3 separate regions of the Mus musculus genome follow, and all the other regions are linked to region 3. A link is a loop called in an ENCODE intact Hi-C map of the cell type or tissue named here. Cell type or tissue: left cerebral cortex. All regions are shown on one strand. Region 1 has its middle 47 kb from the start of Alkal1. Region 2 holds the start of St18 (suppression of tumorigenicity 18). Region 3 has its middle 120 kb from the start of Alkal1.

What was found. A loop is a pair of places that touch in the nucleus more often than their neighbours do. Peaks named below come from ENCODE experiments on the same cell type or tissue, not always from the same donor. Only the 100,000 strongest peaks of a DNase experiment are listed, where the experiment ranks them.
Region 1: a loop joins it to region 3, with 2.9 times the contacts of the local background. A loop is called at or near these places in 9 of 42 quality-filtered maps.
Region 2: a loop joins it to region 3, with 13 times the contacts of the local background. A loop is called at or near these places in 2 of 42 quality-filtered maps.

The regions. Positions count from the first base shown.
Region 1 is chr1:6,402,731-6,410,730 of GRCm38, forward strand. No RefSeq gene overlaps it. Among named protein-coding and RNA genes, the nearest start is that of Alkal1, 47 kb to the left of the region's middle. In left cerebral cortex, CTCF peaks have their summits at 3,778 and 7,535 (motif pointing right); DNase peaks (open chromatin) are centred at 3,794 and 7,552.
Region 2 is chr1:6,725,238-6,733,237 of GRCm38, forward strand. It overlaps St18 (suppression of tumorigenicity 18), which reads left to right and starts at 4,814. Exons shown (of 22, transcript NM_173868.2): 1 at 4,814-5,003. In left cerebral cortex, no CTCF peak of the experiment used is centred here; DNase peaks (open chromatin) are centred at 4,122, 4,250, 4,696 and 5,277; H3K4me3 peaks cover 222 bases.
Region 3 is chr1:6,479,432-6,487,431 of GRCm38, forward strand. It overlaps a transcript of St18 not described here. Among named protein-coding and RNA genes, the nearest start is that of Alkal1, 120 kb to the left of the region's middle. In left cerebral cortex, CTCF peaks have their summits at 655 and 4,016; DNase peaks (open chromatin) are centred at 4,213 and 7,807; H3K27ac peaks cover 1,185 bases.

The DNA of each region.
Region 1 (8,000 bases), 77 kb before region 3:
GTCCTGGGATTGCAGGCATAAGCCACCAGATACAAAACATGGTTCCTGATTTTTCACAAGTTTTGTGAGTAATATCAGCATTCAGTCTCACTCTAAAAACAAAGGGACTGGAGCAGTGAAGTGACTCAAAGAGTAAAGGTGCCTGCTGCCTCTCCAGATGGCCTGAGTCCATTACCAAGGCTTTCGTGATAGATGGAGAAATGACTCCACAAGCCATCCTCCGACCGATCCATGTCCACTGAAGCACAGATTCTGCCCCTACAAATAAATGTAAGGAAAAACAAAGGAGCTAAATCAAAGTTTTTCAGTAAATTCTTAAGTTTATCCAGATAATAAGCACCAGATGTAAGAATCGATCCAAAGTTTTTAGACTAAGACTGATTGACATTCTTTGGATTACATCACATTTTCTAAAGTATGAGAAGCCCTAAAAGCAACCTTTGGTAGAAATGGAGATAACTGTAGAGAAAAAAAGTGTTTCCATGGAAAACTGTAGCACACGTGAGTTTGTAGGTTCTATGTTTGTTTGTTTATTGTTGGAAGTTTTATTGTATACTGTGAATATTAGATAATATCCAGCCCTCTAAATTAATGTTTCCAAATGCTTCTGGCCTCTTGAATTAGCCAATCTTTCTCCAAAGTCCTGCCAATTTGGGGCAGACAATTCTTTTGTCTATTTGTCTCAATTTGGATTTTTTTTTTTCTAAAAAAAAATGATCTTGCTATATAACCTTGACTGGCTTTAAACACAAGGCAATCCTCCTGCTTCTTCCTCCTGAATGCCATCATGCCTAGCAAAGCAGGTAGACTGGTGTGAATTTTAGCATATATAGATGACAAAGGTGCTGTTGGTGTGTGGGCCACTGAGAAAGCCTGGACACCTTCCAGGACATGCATCAGAGCCCATTCACCCACTAGCCAGCTATGGGTGCTGCAAGCTTAAGCCCAGAAGTTTCACTGGCTGCCTGAGGTCAGACTCAAGGCTTTGGAGACCTGGCTTTGTGTTCGTTGTGTTTGTTGTTGTTTTGTTGTCACAGGACCTCATTTCATTAAGGGCCTGACTGCTGTCCTCACCCAACAGAGTTGCTTTACTGCGATATTCAACAGATGGACCTGCTGCTCCAAGTGGCCAGACAAATAAAGAGCAGATGCGCCTGCTTGCCCTCTTTTTCTCACCATCTTTTCTTCATCCCTTTTTAAATAAGAAGAAACAAAACTTAGACCTTGGGTCCATTTCTGACCCTTGTCCTAGGTGCTCCTGTGTACTTCTTTGTAAAATCCACTTCTAGAAGCAAATCCTGCTATGGAAATATATCCAGAAACCTTCCCTTTGTTACTCCATCAGATTCCATGTCTGACCTGGCCCCTCACCCTGTCAGTCACGTAGGTGATGTCTGATCACTGTCCAGTCTTCAGCAGACTCCTCTGAGGTCAGCTGACCTGTAATTCACTTCTCCTCTCTCAGTTTTCTCTTCATAAATTTGGTCCTCAGACCTAACCGCTCCAAAGCTATATGTTTGCACTTCCTGATGTATCTGTGGCGTAGAACCCACACACATACACTCTCGCTCCCTCATAGTTATGTCTGCTTAGTGAGCAGGTCCTGAATAAAGCTTTGCTATTTCCTGGAAAGAATCTGTGTCTGCAGAGGCTAATTGAGTGATTAAAACTTCAGAGATGCAAAATGTTGCAGGTCCAGAGCCTAATTACAATATATCTTGGGTGATCTTTATCCTACTAAACAGCAATTCTTTGCCCCCACTCTGTCAGATCCAACATTCTGTAGCTAACAGATAAATGGATGAAAAAATCCTCTAGGAATGTATAAAGCTAACAAACACCCTAGGTTTTGTTTTTTTTCCCAATACGAATGCTAACAGTGTTGTATCCTAACTACACTCTATCTTAACAAGGAGTTCTCTATCTTACTAAACCCACACACTTGATGTACCCATCAGTACTTGAAAGGTGTCTTGATGTATAGCTTTGTAGTCTTCTATTACAAAAAGTTTATGAAATTTCAACGTTGTAGGAACTTGGTATTTGAATAAATCTAAATCTATGTTCCTGAGGCACGGTCACTCATATTTGATTCCAGAATAAACCATTCTCTTCCTTTGAAAGGAGAGCTATGTCTCTTACCAATATTACTATACTTTAATGTGGGAAGCCGCCCTCACATTTGCCATTATAAGATGGCGCTGACAGCTGTGTTCTAAGTGGTAAACATAATCTGCACACGTGCAGGGGCAGTTTTCCCGCCATGTGTTCTGCCTTTCTCGTGATGACAACTGGGCCGATGGGCTGCAGCCAATCAGGGAGTAATACGTCCTAGGCGGAGGATAATTCTCCTTAAAAGGGACGGGGTTTCGCCATTCTCTCGCTTGCTCTCTGGCTCCTGAAGATGTAAGCAATAAAGCTTTGCCGCAGAAGATTCCGGTTTGTTGCGTTCTTCCTGGCCGGTCGCGAGAACGCGTGTAAGACTTTAACACGTACTATTGTTAACAATGGTTTACTGCAGCAAGAAATACTTTTTTTCAGAAGGTATAAAGAATATGAATTAGGTGTTCTTTCAAATTTAAAGACATTTGAGCACTAGAAGAAGTAGAAGACTAACAAAAATATGTTAAATTTACAGAAAAAACATTTCAAACAGTGGTAAAGACTAGACAAGCACTGAGAGCTTCTAGTCACCCAAAGATGTAAAGTTTAGGAGTAGTGAATGTTCATGGTTCAGAGATAATGAGGAGGAATACAACTAGAGCCCAGTAAACTCTAGATAATTATTATTGTGATCACTTGCCATTCGCTTCCGTTAGTTTCTAAAATGTATTTTTGGACAACTAGTTAATAGAAAACCCTTATTCCAAATTTCAGTTCCTCATTCTTCTGGACATGATTTTAACATTTAGCTATAACACTTATATCTATGTCTATTTCTGGAATGTTGACCAGAGAGGGTGACCAGACAGCACCTAGGTGATTTCTTCTTCTTGTTGGTTTGTCTCAATTAGATTTGAAACAAAACAAAAATAAAGTAAATAAACAAAAGACAACATCAAAGGTTTTCTGTTTTACTTATTGTTTGAGGGTTTTGGCTCTTCATCACTTAACTGTGGCTTGTGTAAGTGGCACCAAGATGTCAAACACAAGCACAAAGAACAAAGCAGACAAAAGCAAGTGTAGACAGGTCTTTAAACATCCACGTAATTCATAGCCTCAGATTGCGTTTGGAATTTGAGTTCTTTATGCACGATGGAAATGAAACAAATAGAAAATTACATGGAACAAATGATAGTTTGAATAAACACTAGATACAGCTCAGTGTGAAAGTCGATGGGTCAGAATCATTTTCTGAACCCGTGCTCCTTCCTTCTGTTGGCACATGGACCTGTTTTTCAGCAGTCCGACAAAGGAAGCCATTTGCAGAGGGAAACATTTTTGTACAGGGGATGGTCTCCAGGAAGGCAGATTTCACTTCTGTTCGGTTGTGCAGCACATTGCTGCTCCAGCTCCTGGTCCTGCTAGTCTGCATGTTGTCACTGGCCCCAGAGGGAAGGAAGACAGATGTGAGGAAACATGAAACCGCAATTACACTCTAAGAATACATTGTATGTTTTGTGTACTTTTAATGTCTTCTTTAGTTATTCATTTTTACAAAATCATTTCCCCACTGTGTATAAACTATTGCGGTAAATAAAGATCAAACAACAAACAAAACTGGGAAGTCAACTGATCACTGCGGGAATTATTTTTAATGTAGGGTCATCTTTCTTCCACACGGTGGCGCCTCGCTGTCAGACTTAAAAACACTGAAACATTGTGGCCACCAACAACTCCAGATGGGCTTCTCTGTGCTAGTAGTTTCATTTTGAAACAGAAAGTCAGTACTTAACAATCGCTATTCTGAGTACCTTTTTGCTCTCAGAAAGAAGAGCTAAGCAGATTCTGACAGGACTTAGGGAAGTCATAGCGCCATGTGCAATGGTTCAGAAACTTTAGTGTGTCAGAATCCCCTGGAAGCCCAAAGAAATAGAGACAGTAGATCACTTCCTAGTTTACAACTTGCAGCATCTGAGACCATACTCTGGGAGACTATTCTGTGACAAATTTTGAGGCCTCGGAATTATGTTCCAGTTCAAACTCAAGTTCAACTTCTGAGATGACTAAATGACCTGGAGTAGGGACATTGGTGATTAACTGAGGCTGGCACCTTCAGGTGGTTGGTATGAGGACAGCTGGAACAGACACAGGTGTCCCGGTACAATATGGGGCTTGGAAGTCTTGTTTTGTTTTATTGAAGACGTCACTTTTATTTGAAGTCAATAGCTGAATCACAAAGTACAAGAACATTCATTCAGGTAAGAAATTTCTTTTAAAACTGTAAATAAGTATTTTAAGCCAGGAGCATCACACGAAGCAGTTAGTATTCTCTGGTACTGACTCTACCCCTCCTTCTCTCTCTTTTGTTTTACCACAAAACTTTATTTTATTCCACTTTTAACATAATGAGTCTTTTTAAAGTTTCAAAACAAAAAGGCATAACTAAGTACCCTTTGTAAACATTAGAAATGAACTAAAATCTAGGTTATTCACTAAAAGTCAGGAGTCAGGCTGGGATCTTAGGTCTTAGGAGAACAAAATAAACCGAACAGCATCTAACAAACAGGGACATCTCTCTGTTTTTACAGCCCCTCTTTCCTGTGCAGCCCACCCTTATGTCTTACACCAAGCAAGGAGAGCAACTCATAAAAATCCCTAGAGCCCCCAATTAGAAGGATTCATTGTCCAACAAGGATGGTCTACATGCTATTCTTTGCCTTTTGAAGGAATTAGAAACACTCTCAGACCATTTAAAAATATTCTTATATTCTGACAAGTGGGGCTGATAGATCCATTCTAGTAGCTCCCCATCTGGCAGACCTCATACCTCAGAGGCTAAGACGGATCCTTCTCCGTAGTACTTAGTATGGTGATTTGAATGCAAACATTCCTCATAGATGCAGATGTTTGAATATTTAGTCTCCAATTGGTGAAGCTGTTTGTCATGCTTAAGAAGTGTCTTAGTCAGGGTTTCTATTCCTGTATAAACATCATGACCAAGAGGCAATTTGGGCAGCACTTGGGAGGCAGAGGCAGGCAGATTTCTGAGTTCGAGGCCAGCCTGGTCTACAGAGTGAGTTCCAGGGCAGCCAGGGCTACACAGAGAAACCCTGTCTCGAAAAACAAAAACAAAATCAGAAAAAGAAGCAAGTTGGGCAGGAAAGGGATTCAGCTTACACTTCCATACTGCTGTTCATCACCAAGGAAGTCAGGACTGGAACTCAAACAGGTCAAGAAGCAGGAGCTGATGCAGAGGCCATGGAGGGATGTTCATTACTGGCTTGCTTCCCCTGGCTTGCTCAGCCTGCTCTCTTATAGAACCAAGACTACCAGCCCTGGGATGGTCCCAGCCACAAGGGGCCTTTCCCCCTTGATCACTAATTGAGAAAATGCCTTACAGTTGGATCTCATGGCGGCATTTTCTCAACTGAAGATCCTTTCTCTGTGATGACTCCAGCTGTGTCAAGTTGACACAAAACTAGCCAGTACAAGAAGTATGGCTTTGGTGAAGGCAGTATGTCACAGAAGGTGGGCTTTGTTTAGACTCATGGCACTTCAGTTCCCTCTCTGTTTGCTGCTCTTAGTGTAAGATGTGAGCTCTCCATTTGCTGCTGCAGTCTGCATGCCTGCCTACTTCCACATTCCAATGATGTGGTGGTGAAAGGAATCATAGATGCCTTGGCACAAGTTTCCCCTAACATCTGTGCTGTGGAACTGGATTTGGGTTCCCCTGAAGCCAGCAGCAATTTGAATGGTTTGTGAGCAAAGCCCATATTGCTGGGTTTTTTTATTTTAGTTTCTTGGGTTTTTTTTTTATTATTATGGTAAAACACAATTAAAATTTACCAGTATGAAAGTTTAAAATGTGCAACCAGTTGCGTTAAGTATTTTCACAATATTTTGCAATTACCAACAAAACCTAAAATTTTTTTCATCCCAACGGAAGTCTCCCTTTGGCTGTCATTTCTATTACCCTGGCTACTTGGTTTTAAGTACTTCCTAAAAAACTTAACTTGACTAATGCTAACTTAACTTGCATGGTATATACTCAGAAAGGAAAGCTTAGAACCATGTCAGAAATTCTCTTAGCATGTGTCCTATGCCCAAGGTTTGTTTTCTGATAGCATATATCAAGTTAAAGCACATTTTCATATACATCTATTCATTCCCCTTTATATTATTGACACATTTTACAGACTTGTACACATCCGTTAACATGGATTCATAACTACTGTTTTATAGTTATCATGTGTCTTAGTTTGGGTTTTATTGATGTGAAGAGACACATGACCACAGCAACTCTTATAAAAGAAAATATTTAACTGGGCTGGCTAATGCAGTTCAGAGGTTTAGTCTATTATCCTCATGGTGGAAAGCATAGTGACATGCAGGCAGATGTGATGCTGGAAGGGGAGCTGGGAATTCTACATCTTGATCCACAGGTAGCAGGAAGAGAACTGTGAACCACTAGGCTTGGTTAGAGCTTGCGAGACCTCAAATCCTACTTCCTAGTGATGCGCTCCCTCCAACAAGTCCATGCCTAATTCAACAAGACCAAACTGAATAGTGCCACTCCCTATGGACATATGGGGGCCATTTTTATTTGAAGCACCACAACATGCATAGATAAAAAATACATTTATTTGTCTAGTCAATCCAGGGCATGTGGTACTCCAGAGAGAGTTTCTGTAAATATTTTTTTCTTGTAAGTCATGCTTTCTTGTTCTATGCATGCCTTGACTTTATTGGTGCTGGTTGTCCACACTGCACTGAATATTATCTCATGCATTTTAAAAGACAGAATGGAACAGAAAGAAAAATATATCCTACAGTGTGGCAGTTTGAATGAGAATGACTCCCATAGGCTATGGCATCTGACACATGGCTTCCAGTTGGTGGTCCTATTTGGGAAAGTCTAGATGCAGTGGCCTTTGTGAAGGAAGCATGCCACAGGGAGCTGGCTTGGAGGCTGAAAAGACATGTGCCTTTCTCTGCTTCCTGCTCACAGTTCAAGATCTGACTTCTCAGCTTCCAGTTCCAGCTTCAAGCTGCCATTCTGTCATCACAGACCCTTACCGCCCCGGAAGCATAAGCCCAGTTAAACTCTCTCTTTTACCCATTGCCTTGGTCATCGTGTTCTATTTTAGCAATAGAAAAGTAACAAGTGCAGCCAGATATATGTAGACTGTGTCCGTTCTAGGCTTCTTTTTCTGCTTATCCACTGTCCTGGCTTACATTCATGCCTGCTGAGTCTGAAGACCAACTGGAAGTGAAAGCCAATAGTTGTGTCAGGAATTCCTTTAGCATGAGTTCTGTCTTCAGAAAGTGCTTCCCTTTTCTTTCCTTCTTGAAAACAAACCCCTTTGTAATTGTTTATTTAATGTTTATTCGTGCTTTGCCTACATGTCTGTCTGTGAACTACGTGCATCAGGGGCCAGAAGAGGGCACCAGATCCTCTGGAACTGGACTCAGAGATGCTTATGCGCTACTTCGTGGGTCTTGCGATTGAGCCCTGGTCCTCTGAAAAAGCAGCCTATGACCTTAACTGCTGAGCTGTCTCTTTGGCCCCACTTCCACCACCCCCACCCCCACCCCCAGCAAGGGCTTTCTGATGGTAAGTAAGAACCACCCTGAAATAATGCTTAATAACAGCCTTGGTTGCTCCAGTCTTTTTATAAAGCTATCTTTAAGTGCAGTTGCTTTTCAGCACTCCTCTTCCTCCCTACAATCTCTCTCCCTGGCTTTTCACCTGGACTTTTCACCCAGCTGTTTTGTCCAGAGTGGCAGAGCTCGTTCATTTGGTCTCATTCCCTTCTAAGTACCAATTAACCCTGTATTGTGGGTTGGGCAGAACACAGGAAGCATTTGCTGTATTCCTTAGGGGCGGTGGGGGGGGG
Region 2 (8,000 bases), 250 kb after region 3:
TACATGGTCTTAAATGCTTTAACCCCCCTTTTAGCCCACCATTCACCAAAGGTAGTGGAAAAGAAAGGTTATTAGGACACATGGGAAGTGGACCTATTTAGAAATATCCAATCTACATTGTCAGGATTGCATTACCAGCAAATCCAGTTGAGCAGTGTGAGGACAGCAAACATGAATCAGCAGCAGTGGCACAACCCAGCAGAAACAGCCAGGCCTCCACTGAATGGCCAAGTCAGCAGTAGCAACCAGGACTAATGGATACCAGAAGTTCTCTGCTGTGCAAATCCCAACAAAGTGCAGATCAGCAAAGATGAAGACACAAGACCAACAAGCATGGCAAAGCTAGCTATGCAAGCCCCACCCCCATCACTGTCTATTGGGTCCTATTTATACTCCCTCCAAACATCAAGTGTCTTCTCATAGCTCTTTCCTCAGCAAAAACACCATGTTAGTCTGTCTTAGTAAAACACCATATGAGTCTGTATCAAATGACATCACTCTGCCAATCAGCCTGAGCAGCAAGAAGTCACCAGAACACCACCAGAAGTTTTTGGTGCATTTCTTTCTACAAAGTAATGACAAATGATGACCATTAAGGAACAACAAGGTGTACCAATACCATCGAGCATTGTCCACTGTCTGTTGGGTCCTTCTTAACACCATGCATCCTTTCACGTGTTTGTTTTAGCAAAACATCCTTTACCTGTGTCTGCTCCAGGGAAACATACCTTCATGGGTCTGCTCTAGCAAAACATCCTTTCACTTGAGTCTGCTTCATTAAAAACACTCCTTCATATGTCTGCTCCAGCAAACACCATCCAGCTCAACTGACTTTCCAAAGAAACCATAAGTTTCCACTTCACTTTTCCACAGATTAGGTAACATCATGCGTGGTAGTGAAAGACTCAAGTATTACCTCCTTAAAATCAGAAGCAAAATGGTGTCTCTTTCCATTTCCAATGCTCTTTCCATTTCCATGCTGGAGGGCCTGCAGGGGGAAGTACAACAAGAAAGTAAAATAAAATTCACCTGCTCATAAAGGCAAGAGTAAAACTCTTTTATTTGAAGGAAGATTCCCTTTTATATAGATTTGTACTTAGAAAATTGGAAAAATTCACCAAAAATGGTATGAGGTAAAAAGTTTCCTAAGAAAGCAATTCACAAAGTCAAAGCGCAGATGTAAGTTGTATTTCTATACAAGAACAAGAAAAAGAAAACAAGATATGAAGGTGAACATTAAGTCTATTTTCAAAAGGTTCTAAAAGAATATAATACACAGGAACAAACTTAAAAAGTTAGACATAAAACTTACTGTAAGTCCTACAAAACACTGCTGAAGGGAGTTATGGACTCCCCACATAGACTGCCAGGCATGCTGTGTAACACTGTAGAGAGATCTGTAGGTCCTGTGGGTTCCTTGCCCAAACCCAGATGATTTTCAAATGTAAGTGAAACTTTTAGGGATCCAGAATTACTAAAACCATCTTTAAAAAGAGTAACAACTTTGGATAATTCATGCTTCTCAATGTCTAAGCATACTACAAAAGCTAATATAATTAAACGTGGTACGGGGTTGAAAATTGGCACAGATTTATGAGGTATAATTGAGAGACCAGATATAAATCGTAATGTGCATGATCAATTGGATTTTAGTAAAGTTAACAAAACAATTTCATAAGGAAAAAAAATCTGTTTCCAACACATGATATTGGCATAAGTAGATTCACATATATAGAGGCTATTAGATCCCCTATCTCATGACATGTACAAAATAATGACTCAAAATGAATAACAGATCAAAATGAAACAGCAAAAAATGTAGAACTTTTAAAGAGGAAACAAAGAAGTAATTGTTATCAACCTGAATTTGACAATGGTTTTTATATGTTACATTAAAAAGCAAGTGAACAAAGAAACATCAACAAATTGAATGTCACCCAAACTTGAAATGTTTGTTTTCAAAAGAAAATATCAAGGATGTGAAAAGAAACCTATACAGTGAGAGAAAAGTTTGGTAAATTCTATACTCAATAAGAAACTTGTATCAAAACCACATATGTAAAGAATTTGTATAATCCAATAATAAAAAGGAAACATCATAGTTTTAAAATCAGAAAAATATCTGACTAGACAATCTCAAAAACCCAATGTATGGAAGACTCGTAAGAGCATGGAAAGATGCTCAGAGTCATGAGTTGTTATTGAATGCCAATCAAGATCATACAAGACAGCACTTGGCATCAATTAAGAGCTGCCCCGTAGACAGACCAGCTAACAGCAAGGTGTTGGGATGTGTAACTGTCATACATTGTTGGCAACTATGAATCATGAATTAACGCACTCTGAAACAATTCCTTAGTTTCTCAGATAGCTATTCAAATTACTAAATGATCTCATGGTTCTACTCCTAGGGACACATTCAAGAGAAATGAGAATAAATGTTTATCGTGGTAAAGTAGAAAAATTAAATGTGGTATATTCAAATAATAAAATATCAATCTACATTAAAATTAATAAACAACTAATACGTGAAACAAGGGCATAGAGCTTAAAGATAACCACCACAAGTGATATTGCTCAGTAGTAAAGAACAAAAGTGATTTTATGATCTTAGTATTTCAAAAATTTAGTAGATGAGGGTTTGTGTGATCCTGAGGGAGAAAATCGGGGGGGGGGGCGGGGTAAAGAATGAGTGACAGCTGTTATGTATGGCAATTCTCTTGAGGGTGATGAAAATATCTTGCATTGTAATTATTATGGATGAATTGTAATGATTAAACTGTCTTCTGTAGATGAATAAACAGGGAAGATATACTGCATACTTTAATCAATAAAGTTTTTTTTTTTTAATTCCTGGTAGGATATGACTTTGTTTCAGTCATGTAATGTCGATTAATGTTACTTAATTTTGTCAGGTCACTGGAATTTCACTAGAAATTCTCCTTGTTGTGGTATCCTTAAGGTACTACCCTGTGTCATGTGCTGCTCATGACGTTTCTGGGGGCGCTCAATAAGAATTCCTTAAAGTAAAGCTGATGTTTGCTGTACATTCCCAGCATAGGGAGCTTTGCATTGGAAAGGTACTTCTCCTAACATGCCCTCACCGTGGACTGCTGACTTCAAATAGCTAGTGCAATGAGATTGTGCACTAGGCAACTGTGTCAAGTACCAAATGTATTGCAGAATACCAATGAATTGATACTAAACAACATTTTAGAAAAAAGATGAATCTCAGAGCACCTGCCTATACCAAAATTGGAAATGTAATTACTTTAAAAGTTAGATTGTCAAGTATTTCTCTAGGTGATGTAGACATATCTCTATGTGATATGTGACTAGTTTTTGTGACCAGCATTTTTTTTCTTTCTTTCTTTTTCTAAAACAGAATTGTGAATTTTAACATTACAACTGTGGGCAGCAGATGTGCTCAGGGAAGAGTGGACTCCCAGGGAAGGGGACCCAGGACTGTGTCTGAGGTTAGCCAAGTTAGAAGATGTAAAGTTTGAGTTCTTTTTTTACTTCTTTCAGCTACCCTCCTCCAGGGCAGTCCAGGTTCTTTATTAATGTCTGTTTTTAAATTAGCAGGAGAATCTAGTTTTCCTGTCCTAGGTACTTCTATAGTGCCTTTTTAAAAAAGCAATGAGAAAAGTAAACTATAGCTTCGAAAGTTTTGATATATGCTTCAGCCCTATAAGAAGGAAGGTGGTTTACTAGTCAATATGAAATGTTGTAAGTAACGTTTTTTTTTTTAAGTTTCCAGAATAATATTCAGAGCTCATCTATCTCCTTTAACCCTGTGTGTTCTAGAACTGCCCCCAGTGGGCCTGGCAGTCTGTTAGTTGTTGCCTTAAATTGCACGTGGGCTTGTTGCAAATTTTGAAAAATTGATTAATTTTTTTCTGAGATTTACATTTTTTAGTGCAGTTAGGAATGGAAAAATCTATGGAATATTCCCTTGTAGTCTGTAATAAAAGTACCCTTGTGGGAGAAAAGAGAGCCCTAATGAGAAAGGCACAACCTGCTGCGTGAGAGATGTGTATGTTCCTGTCCAATCCTGACAGCCAGTCATGGAAACAGGCTCTGTGCCTGAACCCAGAGACTATTCTGTGTGCCACTCACAAGGAAGCTAAGCTCCACCCCAAAGTGTGGCTGCCTTTGTCATTTTAATTGGTCTGTGTTTGTGAAGTGGGGCCTCTATTTACTTATAGCTTGGGGCTTGTGTTTACCAAGCCCGGTGGAGGCCAAGTGACAGCGCTCCTGCAAGCTCTCCTGCTGTATCTTGAGGCACTTTTCTTTTCAGTATCGGTGCTGTCTAATTCGTGAGCTTCTGTGAAGCAAGCGCAGGAGGGTACAAGGCCTACAGGGAGGAATTACACCTAATTACTCAAATAATTGCTAGGCTGTTGCCTTCTTAGTCACTGAAAATAATTTCCAGGTCCCTGGCTTTTATAGATAGTCTTCTAGAGGCAGGAGGACACAGCCCCCTTTTTAACTCAGCCCATTCACTCACAAAATCAGAACACTCGAGCCTGCAAAATTAATAAGCACCACTTCCATTACATATATTTTAGGTTGTTGTTGCCGTGGCGATAAAGTCAGGGACATTGAATCTCCTCTGTTGAGCCATTGTTATCATCCCTGGCCATCTGCTGCAGAGGAGTGATATTCCATCTCATTTGCATGATGACTGATATATGGGCGGTTTGGAAGGACATATGCCACAGCAATCATGTGATGAAAATTAAAGTGAAAGTTTTGGGCCCAGAGCCGAAAAAAAATCTGTGTGTGCGCATGAGGCTGTTGATGTGCAAATGTGGATCATATTGAGAAGGTCTGAATAGGGAGGTGTGACGTAAGGAGGGCTACACGCAGGTGCTTATCTCCGAGCAGTCAAAGGCACTGGATGTCATATCATGGAGACTACCTTTCAAGGCAACAGCTTTAGTGTCTCCTGTCAGCACACCAGAGAGAAGAGAAATAGTTTTGGAAACAAACACAAAAAAGTAAGTTTCAAACTTTTTTACCACATTCTGTTTACCCTGATGTCGATGAGTTCAGACAGTGAGCAAGTTTCAGGTCTTAGTTGTTAATAGTGACTTTTGTTTCTGATTGGGTGGGTGGGTGGGTGAGTAGGTGAGTGGGGGGTCGCTTCTAAAGGCTGAGGGGCTCATGGTCGTTTTACTGTGCTTTGCTTTGCTTTCTGTTGTGATGTTCATCTGGCATGATTTGAAACTCACTCACCACCACCCACCCCCACTTTCTCACTCTCCTCCCAAAAAGCGATATTGAGGAGTTCAGAATAAAATGGTGTAATTGTGCTTAAGCTGTGTCAGCTACTGCCTTTGTTCATATATATTTCTGAAATGTGTGAATTGGCCATAGGAAATACTTAATATGATACAATACACTTTTTGTCTGGAAAAAAAGTAAAGTAAAACTAAATTTGAGGTCACACAAATTATCAGTGAGATCTCATGTGCTACAAGTCTTTATTTAGAATTGAACCTTGGCAGTGCTAAGAGTTGTTAATGTAATTTTGCATTGATAGCCATTATCTAAAAGGGGGGGTTGTGGATTCTTCCTAAAAAAATCAGAAACTGGTATTAGCTACACATAAGAGAAAAAGTTTGTGATCAGTCAAGATGTTTAAATTCATAAATTGGACATATAAATTATTGCATTTGCATATTTAGAGGATTGAATAAAACTAGTCTCCTTAAAAGATGAAACACTTCATCTCTGATAGATGGGCATGTCAGAAGACTGCGCAGAAGTTACAAAGTCATGTTTTAAAAGCTGAAAAACAAGAAACTTAACACTAACCTTGAACAAAATTTCATAGAAGGACGATTTCCGTGAAATATTGTTAAGGGAAAACTTTTATATACTTTGATGAGCAATACCTTAGCTCATATTATGTTGTCAACCAAACACCTGTTAAGAAGGCTTCCTTTGATGTACATTGGAATAATCAAAGTTTCCTGAAAGGGTGTTCTGATCTTTTCTTTCAGTTTCAGAGAACACAGCAGCTAATAGGCAGAGTGTATCATGTAATGGCTCTAGTCTTGTTTTATTTTTAGGAATAACGTCAAAAATGGTGGTGTGATATTACCTTATGGATTAATTGGCAGTATACAACCCAACAAATTAAAAAGAAATCTTGATGGAGAAATATTGGGTATAATTATGTCCTTATAATGAGGAAGTATTTTTTAGTATATAAATCCAGAATAGAAAATAGGATTGAAATTAGGGTTGAAATTTCCCTAACTTTAAAATTTTTATTTGCTAGTATCACCAGCACAATATCCTAGTTTTAGCTGTAACCTCAGATTATCCATGATCCCTTTTTTCTCATTCTAAATATTCAATTACTCCGTGGCGATTATTATGTGGCCTTCTTGGCTTACTACAATATTAGATTAATATAGATTTCTTATGCCAAATTAGCGGAAATCACCATTGCCCACAAGAGCAGTTCACTCTTCTCTTAGTCATATTTGTGTTACAGCAAGAGCATCAGAGGCTTTAATATTTTAAACTTGGATACACTGTGTCCTGGAGCACATGGGGTTTGTATCTGAAACCTGTAAAGTACATTGGAACCTTTCTCAAGAGTCTAATTCAGTTAGCCTTGAATGAGAGTCTTTATAGTGACTGCCATTCTTCTGCTATTATACCAACCACAAAGATTTAAAGTTTTGTGTTTCCTTGTCTGTGGATTAACTACAGGTGACAAGGAAAGGCAAGGGGTACTTGGAGCTGTCCAAGGTATTAGGCTTCTGAAAAGTTAATCATTATAGAAATGCATTTCTCTGAATCCATGTAATTGGTTTGTTCCCATTTCTGAAAGTTAAAATTATATTGCTACTAGAGAAACCAACCTAGTGGATATAGCATTTCTTTTCAGATAATGTAGCAATCTCATGTATAACTAAATTTAAAACTCAGAAACAGCTTAAACTTTCATGCAGTCAACTAGTGCTCTTGTTTGCATCTTTAAACTACTTAAGTGGAAATAAGTAAAATTCACAACTACCACATATAGAATTCTATGCCATCATCATGTAAGCCTAATGAGAACAGTCTCTGTGGCATATAGCAGTGTGGACAAACATATCAAAAAATGCAACTCACAGGAATTTATTGCTGTTAAAATTATTTCTTATCCTTATGTGACCTTCCATGTCTGCTATTGAAATCCAAAAGATCATAATTGTTTGATATGAAATGCAAAAGAATAGTTAAGTTGAAAGTTTAACATCATGAAATTCAAAATCCCAAGTGGTATATAAACATTAAAAGAAACTTTGGACTGCTAATCCTAGGAAATGAGTTTTATGGATTGAATTCAACAAGGCTTCAGAAATGGTTCCATCTGCTGCCTAGCAGCTGGTGAAAGGATAAATTTAATTCATTAATTCATTTGGAAAAAAGGATCCAAGTAGTAAAGACTTCATTGCTCATAATGCATATAGGTGGGGACACTGGAATGGGGTTCTGTTGCCATTGTAGATAATGAGCTACCAAGTCTTTGCTTTTTGGTAAAGGTCTTCATGATTGAGTCAATACGATGTTGATTTTTATGACAATAGCTAATCATTTTGAATTAGTTCAATGCTATAAAACACTCAGGGAAGTTAAAAGTCTCAGTTTTCAATCTAGGGAAATATGGGCAATCGAAAAGAGAAGCTTTCTCATATTGCATATGTGTCTATGGGAGACAGTATGTGTGTCTCTACCTACCATATGTACACAAGTATTTAGGTTTAAACATAAATGTGTCACTGAGTAACTCCCTCCAATCACATTTATATTAGGTAGACATCCTATCCTATTTGCAGAAATGTCCAAAAATATTTAGTATTTAACATAAATAGATTTTATCTTAGATCAAAATTTGTTTCTACTCAAATGCTGGAAGGTCAAATGACACACCTTTTTTCACCCACTTTCTCCTTGTAACATAACTTGTCCAGACATATTTAGCAGCTTGATTC
Region 3 (8,000 bases):
GATTTTTTTTTTTTTTGCCCCGAGATAGTGAAAATTTCTGTTTTTAAAAATTTGTTTGTCTAAAATATGGTTTCATGTTGCCCAGGTCGTCTCTAACCCTCTGTGTAGCCAAACTGGCTTGGACTCTGCACCTTACCCTGAGTTCTGGGATTACAAATGTGTCTGTCCCATGACACTTGGCTTTGTCTTGTAGTTACATGAAAATACTTTGCTAGAGTTTGACAAATTTCCATTTGTAACTTTTATTTCATCCTCTATTATGCTTGAGAAAGGGAAGATTCATTGGTTAATAATGCTTGTGGATTTATTTAAATTTATAAGATGTCATACAGCAACTTAATTCTTTAAATTACTTTTAGACTTTTAAATTTTATTTTGTGTCTGAGTGCTATGCCTGCATGTATGTCTGTGCATAACATGTATGTATATGCCTCGTGTCTTTGGGGGTCAGAAGATGGAGTTGGATCCTCTGGAATCAGCTGAATCAGTTATGGGTAGCTGGGAGGTGGGAACTCAACCTAGGTTGTCTGACAGAGCAGTCAATGATCTTAAGAACTGAATCTTCTCCACAGGCCCCTTCCTTTATTCTTAAGAACTAGAACATTTTTCTAGTTGCCTTATAACTGATTTTTTGCAAGCTGTCTCCCTCTAGTGATACTAATTATTATTTTTTATACAGTGAATTTAGATTCTTTGAAAGAGATTTATACCCCAATCTAGAAAAAAGAATACTATTAGTGAAAGGTTAGCACACTCACACTTGGTGGTTTCTTAGTTGTTTTTAGAAGAGATTTGCAAACTTTTATATTTTTTTATCATGATTTCAAATAAGTGTTCATTCTATAGGATTATGCTACTTTAAAGTGTAGCTTACCTAGTAAATGCCATTTAAAAAAAAGGCTCGCAACTCACATACTGATTTGCCACTTCAAGGGATAGAAATGGGCAATAGTGCTTTGATCACTTGAGCCTGCATTCCAGATCAGATCCTGTCTTAACACCAAAGAGAAAACCAAAGTATAATGCACTGTGCCTTAAATGGCATGCCATACATTTAGAGATAAATCAAACTTGTTTCTTCATCCCTCAATCTCTAGTATGTACTACAAGCTAGACCAGGTGAATACAGGGCTGCCATTTTGCTATGTTGTCATGACAGAATAAATAGTCCCTAGAAACATTTCTGATAATTTCATTTACTACTTCAGCATTCATATAGCGCTACATGAGTATTAATTTGGGGCATAGTCTCCAGCTGTCTCTGAACTAAAGGATATATACATGGAGGAAGGTTCTTCTAGGTTTCAGAGGACAGCTGTGCTGTGCTGGGTCACTTACAAATCTATCATCTTGTTGATATCACTTGGCTCTACCGATTTAAAGTGAAGAAAATGAGAGCAGGGGTGTCCTAAGTCAGTGGGAACTGACCTCCAAGGCAGCTGGCTGAGGGCAGCTGAGACCCTAGTGGTGTTTAGTGGAGAGGCCTGTAATCCCAAGGCCTCTTGATCAAGTTTCAGGAACACACCTCCTCTCTCTCCTAGGTGTCTGATGGATTCTTCACCTCTGTCTCCCATCTTACCTCAGGAAGGCTGGGCTGCACTATCACATCCTGCTTTTTATGTCTGCTCTGGGAATTGCACTCGGGTAGTCAAGCCGGTATCGTTCACTTTTACCCTCTAGTCCTAATCTGTAGTTTTAAAATGCCTTTGTACTCACAACCATTTTAGGGTTTCTAGAGTGTTTTTATAAGGTTCTTCTAATTCTGCTTTCATTTCCCAGCCCCAGTGTTTAATGGAGTTCACTTGCTTATAGGGGTGCAGGATTGCTCTAAATTTATTCAACCAACATTTACTCTGTTAGTTACCATTTTCAGTGACACAGTATCTCATGGAAACTTAAAGAAAAATTTACTCTGGCCTTGGGTTCATGAAATATAGTTCACCATCATGGAAAAGTCATGGCAGCAGTACCAGCTCCTGTCCTTGGTAACAGGAAAGGGAGACTGTTGATGTCTCAGTCAATCAGAAATCAGGAAGTAGAGAGCTGGGGCCAGAGGCAGGGCTTTGCATTAGTCCAGTCCTGTGACTCTACATTGGTCAGCTAGTCTCCATGTGCAGGAGTTTCTACAACTTTCCAAAAAGGCTCCAACAGGTTAGGCCCAACTTATTAAATGGATGAGCTTGGGGAGCAGCACACGTTCAAGTCATGGTGCTTGCTGGCCAGCTTCATTAGCTTCTGTAGGTTTACATGAGTTGAATCACACAGGGCTTTCTGTTCAAAGATTATGTAATATTATCTTCGTACTATTACAGTTTTGTTTTATTTTTTACAAAGAGACGTGTATGTACCTTACTCTCTTTTTAAAGGCTATTTTCTACAATGATGAGTGCTGAGTGCTTCTATTTCCTGTTCAGGAATAGAGTTATAAACCATGTATTTTAGATAACTGTTTTAGTTTTCCGCTATAAGATGAATAACATGCATTATTGCCTATACTTTCTCAAGGCTGCTTTTGAGAGACTAGCAAGCAATAAATAAATACATAAATAAACAGCAATCTGCTGCTATGAGCCATAGGCTTAGTGCTGCTCTTGGGATCTGACCACTGTATTCACATATACAGGGGCATAAATGTTTGTCATACAGGTAGCAATGTTAAAAATATCATTAACGTAGTTCTTTATAAGTACATATATTATTCTGTTTAGGATGAGTGACAGTAATTTTACTAGTTCTTAGTGTCCACCTTATTTGGTGGCTAGGATGTGATTGTGGGACAGAAATGTACAGTGACAGAGTGCTAAGTAGTTCTATGCAGGTTTGTTTTAGGCTAGTCATTTATGTTGCATTCCCATAGGTCCCAACAGTAATCTCCCTTATAGTTACCATATGTTGTAGAATTCAATAGCTCCACGAAAGTGCCTCCTTTCCATTCCCGATCCTACGTCCCGGTATTTCCCTTTCAAGTCACAGTCACAGAGAGTAAGAACCCAGCTGGTGTGAAGCCCCTGGCAGTGGTGTGAAGCCTCTGGCAGTGTCGCCAGGGCTTGGTTTCACACACGTCCATTCCAGCCACTGCCTTTCTTGCTCTGGATTCTTGTCACATGCCATGGGTGGGTTGGGAGAGAATCCCCTTTGCCAGTTGGTTCTTACCACTTTCATTATCTCCAATGAAATATCAGCCTTCTAGAGAAGCCCTGCAAAGTGCCCTGGAGAGGTAGAGCCCAATGATATTGGCTCTGGAGCACTTTAGCCCCTCTTTCTAAAATAGCACCTCAGTGTTGTGTTGTATTTGCTCTTTAGGGGTTTTTTTTTTTTTTTTTTTTGGTTTGTTTGTTTTTTTGTTTTTTTGTATTAGTGCTTTAGTAACTAGACTGCAAACTCTGTGAGTGGAAAAAATTGTCTTTTATGCACGAGTCACCAGCCTGGATCTGGGAGAGGTTCCTAGCAAGGACAAAAGTCCCAGTGAGCTGCACAAGAGTTCCCTGAGTTCATCTCTTTGGCAGTGTCCTGTAGAGCCTTGTCTTTGTAGTCTCCTCCTCCTCCTCCTCTTCTTCCTCCTCCTCTTTAATAAGTTGTATTCTATAAAGAGGAGATGTTACAGCTCACCCTCAAGTGTCACTGTACAGCTCTCTGATTCAGAGCTAACTCACATGCATAAAAAGAGAACAGGGGCCTCATCCATTCTAAGCTTTGAAAACACACAGCTCAGAACATAGCAGCTTCTCCCTTCCCAGCCGCTAACTTTTTAAAGCAGGTGACATTTGCTGACAACTCATTAGGGAAAGACTGCTTTAAATTCTGCTGCATAGGTAAAGGAGCATTCCCCTAAGTAGAGTTTGCATTTCTTGGAAGTTGGCACTCTAACAGGTTCTTTTAAAACATGTTGCTCTTTTAAAACATTTATTGTGTTAACAGAATACCTCACAGGTTGCTGTTTGAGCTCTGGCCTTTGGGTTTGCAAATTGATAAAGGGTAACTTGGTATCAATTATGGTCATATGGTCCTGACAGCAGATAGGGGGCGCTGAAGAGGCAGTGGTGCCAGGTGGCAATAGCAAAGAAAGGCCATGCCATCTGGATCTTGGAGGATGCACTTGCAGAGGAGCGCCTGGCTCAGCACTCTTCTCTGTACCATCTTCTTTCCCTTTGCAGCTTCCCACTTCCCATCTGTGCCCGCCCACTGGTTTCTCAAAGAATTAAAAAAAAAAAAAATTGGCATGGCGTAAGGAAAAAGAATCAGGAATCTGTGGGCTGCCCCTTCCTCAGCTTATTCAGTGTTAGTGACCAGTGACAGCTATGTCCTGGCCTGCTTCCCACACCCATTCTCAAGGCTGTAATCTGATGTCACCAGCGGGGCTGTGCATTTTGCTGCACCATACCGTGGGGTTCCAAGAGCTAGTTGTACTTTGTAAATTGCCAGCAAAACGTTTTCTTTTTCCTTTTTATCCTTGCCAGTGCTGCCTGCAGACTCCAAAAGGCATTTTCAGAAAGCAGATTCCACAAGTTCCAGAATCCAAGCACGAGTAATCATTATCTATTCTGCTTGAGTACAGTTCTATAGAAACAGTGACAATTTTTTGCCAATAGTTATTAAGTTATCACCTTGCCACATGAACTCCTCCAGAAAACATCATTTAATGGATAAACACTAGAACAACCTTTGCTGTTAAGTTCCCTAATTCTAATAAGTGTAGTTTTCCAGAAGGAACAAGCCGCAACAACCCAAACCTTAAGCAGTTGTTATTTCTGAACAGAATGTTACTATATATGGTTGTTTTAAGGATATTTTGGAAAATGGGTAGTTGGTAAATGGCTGTTTAATATAGGAACAAGCACTTAGAAGTAGCCAGCAAGTGAGAATTTCACAGCACCATTTTTTGGACTGCTGTGTGGATTTTTACCATGCACTGGATTCCTATGTTGTTCTGAGCACTTTTGTTTTTTTGTTTTTAGAAAGTGAGATTTTATCTGGGTATGGGTAGATTATCTCAACTTCAGCTTCTTCTGACAGTATCCTTAGAACATTTGTAAACAGTATGCTTTGTTGATGGACTTTGGAAGTCAAGAAAGTGCTAATGGAAAAGGAATAGGGGTGATTTGCATTTAGGCTGCCCAAAGGATATCTACACTAGGGCATCTCACCCCACCTCCAACATTAAAGAAGGAAGAAGGCACAGGGTTAGAACAGGGGGAGTCAAGATATCCCCAGGAGGAAGCCTGGAAGTTGCTTTTCCTAGAGCCCCTATTCTTAAACACAGTTCCAGTGGAGATTTTTCAACTTCTTTCATCAAATTCATCTAGTCCTGGGTCAAAGTCAGCTCTTGCAAGCAAAATCTATCTGTTGGAGGACCTAGACTGGTCGATATAAAGGGGCTTCTTGGTGAATAAGTAAAAGATTTGAGGGGTAAAGGGAGTGAGTAGACTGTGATTCATTGGCCCAGGAGTCTTGGCTTTTAATGCTTTAACCACATGCTCACTCTTTATTCTCACCCATTTATACCTAGCCTTATCTCCAGGAAGACTCTTTACCTAGTTACTTCTGAATTATTCCTAAATTCATATTTCATGTGTAAGAATTCCATCTTTTGAGATATGCCCCTGGGTTATCAGTTACCAGTTTCACATAGCAAGTGGAAAAACTACTTTAAAATGATACATAGGCAAAGTTCTCCTGTGAGACATTTTGTCAGTGGAAGTTAGATTTTGCAAGTTTGTTTTGGATGAGCAGCATATTTCCCTTGGTTGGTTCAGCAGCAATATTTCTGTCCCGTCATCTAGTTAGGGATAAATGGCATATTGTGGCTTCCCAAACTGAGCCTGCATATGCTTACCCAAACTTGCTCAGTTTGGGAAGCTCACGAGAACGCTTGCTTTTCATTTTCTTAAAATTTAATTTAATTTATTTTTTTATTCCCCTGAGTTTCTCTTTTGGCCAAAAAGAAATGCCTTACATGTTATTCAAAATATTTAACCTTAATTGCAAGGCAGAATAGTAAAGTAGCTAGTGAGGACTTTTTCAGAGATTCTCTGACTTGGAAGAGTGGAAGAAGTAGAGGGAACACAAAGTCTGTTAAAATGTTTGCTGTTTTTGTAGAAAATATTGATGTTGAGCCACAGATAGAAGCTTCAGAATAGACATTTATCTAGAGTTCTCTAAAATGACCACAATGGAAAAATTGCCTTAAAGCAGAACAATTAAATACTAGCTGGGAAACTAGTTGGCTGCCATGGGCCAGATACTCTCTGACTCTGGGAAAACCTCAAGGTTCATAAAATGCAATAGCCTGTTTTCTTGGAGATTCCAGTCTGTCAAAAATGTCTAAAGGATTGATGTAGCTGACCACTTGAAAAAGTACAACTCCTGAAAGAACCAACATTCAGCTTGCTTATGCTCTTATTCTTCTCTCTCTCTCTCTCTCTCTCTCTCTCTCTCTCTCTCTCTCTCTCTCTCTCTCTCTCTCTCTCTCGGTTTTTCAAGACAGGGTTTCTCTGTGTACCCTGGCTGTCCTGGAACTCATTTTGTAGACCAGGCTGGCCACCAACTCAGAAATCCGCCTGCCTCTGCCTCCCAAGTGCTGGGATTAAAGGCGTGTGCCACCACACCCGACTTGCTCTTATTCTTCTCATCCTATTCAGTGGGACCAGATTCCCACTTATGGGATAATATCGGTGATATGGTGCTCTGGCACCCCTTTCCCTTCATGTACCAACCACGGGGGTGTGTATGGGATATGCAGCAAGGAATCAGAGCATCTGGAGTGATATGGATGCCTAGCATTCTGCTTTTGTCCTGACTGACTCTGGTGTAACTCTCTATGATGTGCTTTCTAGAACGCTGTATTTGGGGCAGTTCCTGACAGCAGGCTCACGCTTCGTTCCCATGTTCCCATGTTTCCATGAAATATGCTACTCTCTTCTTTCAGATGGTCCCTGTGTGTACTTTCTTCAGTTCTGGGCATTTTGTGGTACACTGAAGCACTTTTCTGGATGGGTCTCATATGTTTTGAAGTTCCTGCAGTTTGGTGATGATGATAATAATAATAATAATAACCCCCCCCCCCAAATACCTTTGGTAGTTTATCCATGGCTTCCTCTTTCTGTTTTTTTCCTCAATGTCTTTTGATGTGGTCAATAGAAACAGTAAGCTATATATTGAGGCTTGACTAGTAGAGCTTAAGAGTGAGGGAGGAGGAAAGGAGGGAGAGATTGAGACAGAGAGACAGAGAGAGGGGGGAGGGGGCAAGGCAGAGGGAGAGGGAGGTGCAGAGGAAGAGGGAGGTAGAGGTAGAGGTAGTGACAGGTAGAGAAGGGCACAGGTACAGGGGAGAGAAAGATTGGGAAAGGGGGGAAGGGGGAAAGGGGAGAAAGAGGCACAGGGAGGTGTGAATGGGAGATGCCTGGGCATGCTTTGTTGCATGGCTCTAGTAAGCAACTAAGGTCTCTATAATTGAAATTACTTGCCCCAAGGACAGCAACTCTGCAGCTACCGACTAGCTTCTTCTTTTGTCATCTTGGTGACATCTTGTACCCTTTAGGTAGAAGGAACTTTTTGGGAAAGGGTTACTGATAACAGACACAGGGCAAATTAGCACAGAAACAGTGGAGAGGAGAGTAAAGAAGCCCAACTCCACCTTATTTCTTTACTTCTGGCTTTGAAGGTTTTAGGCTGTTCACAACAGACCCTTGTAGGATGCCTGAAGGCTGTGCCACTCAGTGCCAGCTCCATAGCCATCACTGGACCACTGGGGATATGACTGTGGCTTGGGACATGAGCCCGCTTGTTCGCTTACTCACAGTGAAAAGAGTTTTGAAATGAGTTCTGAATAGACAGCATTTTCTTTGTGCGATTGGTAAATAACACAGAGCAAAGTTAGCAAGTTGCAGGCTTCTGCATTCTGACTCTATGCAACCTTTTTGTGGGGAGAAGGGCAGGATGTTTCTCACAGAATGTGACCTCACAGGAATACTAGAGGTAAGGAGAAAAAAACCTCATCTGAA